Linked DNA regions of Homo sapiens: region 2 is linked to region 1. The links are chromatin loops, found by intact Hi-C in ENCODE. Cell type or tissue: B cell. All regions are shown on one strand. Each heading gives the region's core, and the rest is flanking DNA. Links, peaks and the distances in the headings are about the cores only.

Region 1 (3,148 bases), core at 289-2,788:
TCTCGAACCCCTAGGCTCAAGAGATCCTCCCAAAGTGCTGGGATTACAGGCGTGAACCACCATGCCTGGCATGATTTTTTCATTTATGTATTTATTTATTAAAGACGGGGTTCCTGCTATGTTGCCGAGGCTGGTCTTGAACTCCAGGGCTCAAGCAATCCTCCTGCCTCGGCCTCCCAAAGTGGTGGGATTCCAGGCCTTTTTCTTTTTTATAGGAGCCCTCCTAACAAGTGTGAGACAGTATTTCATTGTGGTTTCATTTGCAGCTCTCTGATGATTAGCAATGCTGAGCACCTTTTCGTGTGTGTGTTGCCCATTTGTGTGCAGCCCCTCTTTCCTGAGGAGCATTCTGAGGAGCTCCGCCTGGCCTCCACAGTGATCCCTTCGAGGAGGACTTGGCCAATAGGGCTGTGATCCCTGCCCTCACTCACGGCTCTTGCATGATTCTGTGGCCCCCCCTTCATCTTCCCCATCTCTTCTGGGGGCAGCTGGGGAAAGTGGAGGTTCTAACCTATCACAACCCCCAACCACCTCACACACAGGGGCTGAGACCAGGCCAGGGCTGGCTCCAAGGAAGAAGCCCCTAGGATGGCCACATCTGACCACTCAGGGCTGCTGAAGGTGGGGCCAGGGCCAGGTCCATGCCTTCAGTGGATTTTGGTGCAGGGGATGCATTCCTTCAAGAATCTGCCTTCTCCATTCCTGTGCTGTGTGAACATGGTACGGGGTAGGGGTGCCTGCAGCCCCCTTGGGCCAGGGCCACCAGCCATGCTCTTGCACCCCCACACACATGTGCCAGGTTGGGGTTCCAGGATATGGTCAGTGGGTGCCTCAGTGGAGAGGGCCCAGGCAGCCCCGGTGCCTGATGACATCATGGGCCTTGCTGGATGTCCTGACAAGCAAAGGCAGGAGCTCCTGGTACCAGGGAGAACTCGCCCCCTCTGCCCTTCTGGGGATACTGGTCCTCTTTAGACCAAGACAAAATATTAGCATATCAGAGAAATATACTTAGGGTTTTCTAAGTGCATTTCCCCAACCAGCCGGTCAGCATCACCTGTGAACTGGCCATGTAAGTCTCTGCCTCCACACCAGACCCACCGAATAACCCTCCTGGGTGGTTCTGATGGAAGCCTTTCAGGTGGTTCTGATGGAAGATTGACGACCAGCGCTCTGGAAGTAACTTTAGCCTGATTTGAATTCCTTGCTGCTGTGAACGCTTAACTTTTAGGAACAGGTATATTTATCACAAAGAAATCCGAAGCAATTAGGGGAGCTACCTACACTTTCAAAAGGACTTGAATGTATTTAAATTAAAAAAAGCGGATGGGGCCCGGGTGCAGTGGCTCATGCCTGTAATCCCAGCATTTTGGGAGGCGGGAGGGTCACTTGAGTCCAGGAGTTCAAGACCAGCCTGGGCAACATGGCAAGACCCATTTCTACAAAAATAAAATAACACCAAAAATTAGCCGGGTATGATGGGGCGCGCCTGTAGTCCCAGCTGGGGACTCCCGAGACTGAGGTGGGGGTATCTCCTGAGCTTAGGATGTTGAGGCTGCAGTGAGCCGACATCATGCCACTACACTGCAGCCTGGGCGACAGAGTGAGACTCCTGTCTCAAAACAAAAAAGAGGGGCGGGGAAGCAGTAACAAGCACAGGTGTCCTCAGCCCATGGATGGCAGCGCCCGCCTCCACGCGCCAGTGCCCTCCTGCTCCCCTACCTCCCCCTTGGCCACCCCTGGGCATCCCCAGCCCTGCAGCGCCGAGGGCGGAGGGGAGGCCACCCGCCCCCAGCAGAGGGCTCCGAGAGAGCTGCAGCGGCGGTGGGGGCCCCGCAGAGATTGGGGCCCATGGTTTGAAGGCTGTTCACAGGCACCCCGAGACAGCGTCCCCCCTCTGGGCGCACTGGATTTGACGTTGCAGGACGCGCGGCTGGAAGCCCCCCAGGCCCCGCTGCTCACAGACCGGGACTCCGCCTCCGGTTCCCGAGGGCGTGGCGAGGCGCTGCGGGACGCCCAACAGGTGCGTGTTGTGTCCCCAGGCCCCGCGCTCCGGGTGGAGTCAAGAACCTGGAAGCCGGCAGCCCGGGAAAAGGGGGCGGGACGGTGCCCCGGGGCAGGGCTGGGTGGCGGCCGCTGTCCTCCCGGGAGGGGCGGGCCGCCTCGACGCCGCCCTCCCTGGCGGCCAATGGAGACCGAGGCCCCGCGCCTGGATTGGAGCGGACGCGGGGGGTCAGCCAGCCTTGGGGGCCGGGGCCTGGCCGGGGGCGGGGGGGCAGGCGAGGCGAGGCGGGCGCCGTCCGCGCGGTTATAAGGCGGGGAGTTCCCTGCGCCGCGAGCCGGGAGGCGCACGCTCGCTCGTACGGCGGCCGCGGCGGCAGGGCGGGGCCGGAGCAGCGGGCGGCGGCGGAGGCGGCGCCCGGGAGCGCTCTTCGCTTCCCTCGGGGTCTTGCTCGGACCTCGGCCACCGCCTGGGATCCCCAGGACTCGTGCGTGCAGCATGGGCGGCGTCGGGGAGCCGGGACCGCGGGAGGGACCCGCGCAGCCGGGGGCGCCGCTGCCCACCTTCTGCTGGGAGCAGATCCGCGCGCACGACCAGCCCGGCGACAAGTGGCTGGTCATCGAGCGCCGCGTCTACGACATCAGCCGCTGGGCACAGCGGCACCCAGGGGGCAGCCGCCTCATCGGCCACCACGGCGCTGAGGACGCCACGGTAAGGAAGCCATAAGGAAGCCACCCACCGGCGGGTGGAGCCTGGAGCTCGGTCGTGGGCGTGATGTCCCGCTCCACCTGTGGGGCCTTAGCATCCTCCCTCCCCTCGCTGACCTTTGACCTCCACGCCGGGACCCAGAGTTGGGGTGGACTAGCCAGGGCCAGATGTGGGGTAGGGAGGGCAGTTCCCTGCGTGGAGGACCCGCAGCTGTCCACGGAGCAGGTCTGCGGGGGAGGAGGGGGCCTCAGAGGTGGGTGTGTCATGCTGCAGAGCCTGCCCTGGGTGAGGGGCTGCCCTGTTGCTCCCAGGTCCCTGTTTCAGTTCTGGGTCCCCATGCTGGGTGCTTGCTGAGTGCTAGGGGTAGGGCAGGGCAGGGTCCCCAGGGGCCGGTAAGGACATGCCATTAGAGGCTGGGGGCTGGGCCGGCCTGAGGTCTGT
Region 2 (3,148 bases), core at 294-2,793, 130 kb before region 1:
TACTGCACTGGACAACAGTTTCCCCAGAAGCTGGACACCTCATGGGGAACTACAGAAGTGGGTTCTCTTGGGGTCCTCTCAGATTAGCACCAGGTGAATGGCAAATCCGGGAGGAGCAATGCCAAGGCCCCATACTGTTGAGTCTGAAGGCCCTTGGGCCCCAATTGTGCCCTCAGCAAAGCCATATTGAGGCAGAAGAACAGGGAGGGTAAACCAAGAGTTAAGATAGAAGCAAAAGAACAGCAGGTGCAGCCAGTTCTAGGCAAGATTAGGCAGCACACAGGCCACACCTCACCCCTGTGATGGCAAGACAGAAGTTTTTACTTCAGCCTCTGATTGACTGCAGGCTGAGGCTCCACTTCAGCCTCTGACTGGTCACAGGCCAATCCTTCATAGGGTGTAACAAATTGGAGGCCTCTAAAGGGCACCTAGCGGTGTTTCCAAATTCCTTTAGCCTAATAAAAATCCTTAAATGAGAGAGGTGGGGTGGCTCTTGAGCCACTTGCTCAAGCCTGCTCCTACTCTGTGGAATGTACTTTTGCTTCGATAAATCTGTGCTTTCATTACTCCGTTCTCGTGTTGCTTTGTTTGTCTTTCGTTGTTTCATTCTTTTGTTGCTTTGTGCATTTTGTTCAATTCTTTGCTCAACATGCCAAGAACCTGGACAACTCACAGTCAAGACCTTCCATCCAGTAACAGTTTTGCTTTGGGAACCACAGGAGATGAGGGCCAATAGGCCTGTGCCTTGGCAGATGATTCTTACTTATAACTTGGCCCAGTAAAATGGCCAGAACAAGGGCTCTGTCACTGGCCTTCACTGAAGGAATAAGGTTTTGTTTAATAAATCTACTGAATGCATCCTATCAGCAAGACACAAAAGCAAGGCTACTCAATCTTGGCCTGGTCAGGACCACCTTGGGGAGCTTAAAAAATACTGTTGCCTGAGCCCAACCCTCAGAGGTTCTTTTTATTATTATTATTATTTTTGAGATGGAGTCTAGCTCTGTCTTCCAGGCTAGAAGGCAGTGGTGCTATCTCGGCTCACTGCAAATTCTGCCTCCCGGGTTCAAGAGATTCTCCTGACTCAGCCTCCTGAGTAGTTGGGATTACAGGTATGCACCACCACATCTGATTAATTTTTATATTTTTAGTAGAGATGAGTTTTTGCCATGTTGCCCAGGCTGGTCTTGAACTCCTGACCTCAAATGATCCACCTGCCTCGGCCTCCCAAAGTGCTGGGATTACAGGCGTGAGACATCGCGTCTAGCATTTTTTTGTGTGTGTGTGCCCAGAGGTTCTAATTTAATCAGTCTGAGTGCAGCCAAGTACTGGGATTTTTTAAAAGCTCTCCAGGTGAGTCTAACATGCTAGCCACTGCTGGCTCTAAAGACTCAAATAAGAAGACTAAGTCCTCCGTGAGCAAGGTGGGGGCTGTCACAGAGGGAGATCTTTAAAAAGAGGTAAGGAAGTCCCAGGCACCGTAGAAGTGATGATCTCACTGGGGAAGGTCATGGACATTCTGCTGCTTCCTGTAGGCAAGAGCCATCGTCATTGCTTGATCTGTGCACACACAATGAGGTGGAGACCCTGCCTTACGGACCGAAAACGTGGTTTTGTGTTACATAAAATAGTTCCGCAAACGGCCGCTTTTCTGCCAGGCATGGTGTCTGTGCTTCTTGCTTTGGCTTATCTTGTAACTATTGACAGGGGTGTGGTCAAAACAAACCTCCCACATCCCGTACGTGTCTGCTGACTGCAGCTTTCCTGATGTAATAACAAAGCTGTCAGATGCGTTTCTTCACACCATGAAGTCTGCAGTCCCTACTGTTTTGAAATCCATGTGCATTAAGACACTGACTCACTTCCCTTTAGCCTACTGAGTTCTGTTGCTTTCTGGACCAACAAACCCTGTGGGCACCTCCCCGTCCAGAGCTCACTGAAACTGTCAGACTTACCTGCAAGGGCCTGGGATTCTAAATTTCACTCTGTCACTCTTGGAGGTGAGGGGAAAGCTGTATGGGCATTGAGGTGACATTTCTGGGCTTTGATGTCTCCATAGGAAAGGACATATAAATACAAAATGTGGTTAACCCTAATTAACCCCTAATTCAGACCGTTGGGGACAGAACCAAGGTCTATTAATTTTTTCTAAAAAAGGAAGGAAATTAGAAAAGAATGTTTCTCTCGATTGTGTAGAAGAGTTGGACGAGGTGAACATTCCGCTGGGTGGCTCTGTCACAAACTAGCTTTTGTTCAATCATTCAAGACATATCGACTGCCAAACACTGCTCTAGGCTCCTGAAAAAATGATCATGGCAAGACAGTTACAGACCATGCCTCTTCATGGAACTTACCAAGATGTGTGCTTGGGGAAACACACTGACTGTCTTTGGACTACTTGTTTCTTAATTAATTAGTAATAGCTGACACTTAGGGAGCACTTACCACATACCAGTTTCTGTGCGAAACCCTCACTTTGCACTCCTTTTAAAAATAGCTATTTTCTGGCCAGACATGGTGGCTCACGCCTGTAATCCCAGCACTTTATGAGGCTGAGGTGGGTGGATCACCTGAGGTCAGGAGTTCGAGACCAGCCTGGCCAACATGGTGATACCCCGTCTCTATTAAAAATACAACATGCCATGTTCCATGGCAACATGGAAAAATACAAAAATTATGGCCAGGCGCGGTGGCTCACGCCTGTAATCCCAGCACTTTGGGAGGCCGAGGTGGGTGGATCACCTGAGGTCGGGAGTTCGAGACCAGCCTGGCCAACATGGCAAAACCCTGTCTCTACTAAAAATACAAAAATTATGGCCGGGCTTGGTGGCTCACACCTGTAATCCCAGCACTTTGGGAGGCCGAGGCAGGTGGATCACCTGAGGTCAGGAGTTCAAGACCGGCCTGGACAACGTGGTGATATCCCGTCTCTATTAAAATTACAAAAAATTAGCTGGATGTGATGATGGGCACCTATAATCCCAGCTACTGGGGAGGCTGAGGCAGGAGAATCGCTTGAACCTGAAAGGCAGTTGTTGTGTGAGCCGAGAGTGCGCCATTGCACTCCAGCCTGGGTGACAAGAGTGAAACTCCATCTCAAAAAAAATAAAAATAAAAATAAAAATAATAAAAATACAAAAATTAGCCA

What was found. Peaks named below come from ENCODE experiments on the same cell type or tissue, not always from the same donor. Only the 100,000 strongest peaks of a DNase experiment are listed, where the experiment ranks them.
Region 2: a loop joins it to region 1, with 3 times the contacts of the local background. A loop is called at or near these places in 1 of 110 quality-filtered maps.

Annotation. Positions count from the first base shown.
Region 1 is chr11:61,890,731-61,893,878 of GRCh38, reverse strand. FADS3 (fatty acid desaturase 3) reads left to right here and starts at 2,334. Exons shown (of 12, transcript NM_021727.5): 1 at 2,334-2,710. The coding sequence starts at 2,498. RefSeq lists silencers at 1,626-2,435, 2,536-2,665 and enhancers at 2,866-3,035, 2,625-3,148. In B cell, for the core only: CTCF peaks have their summits at 1,636 and 1,840 (motif pointing right); DNase peaks (open chromatin) are centred at 1,828 and 2,638; H3K4me3 peaks cover 1,455 bases; H3K27ac peaks cover 2,500 bases.
Region 2 is chr11:62,024,301-62,027,448 of GRCh38, reverse strand. No RefSeq gene overlaps it. Among named protein-coding and RNA genes, the nearest start is that of LINC02733, 56 kb to the left of the region's middle. RefSeq lists an enhancer at 1,762-1,861. In B cell, for the core only: no CTCF peak of the experiment used is centred there; a DNase peak (open chromatin) is centred at 1,668; H3K4me3 peaks cover 794 bases; H3K27ac peaks cover 1,738 bases.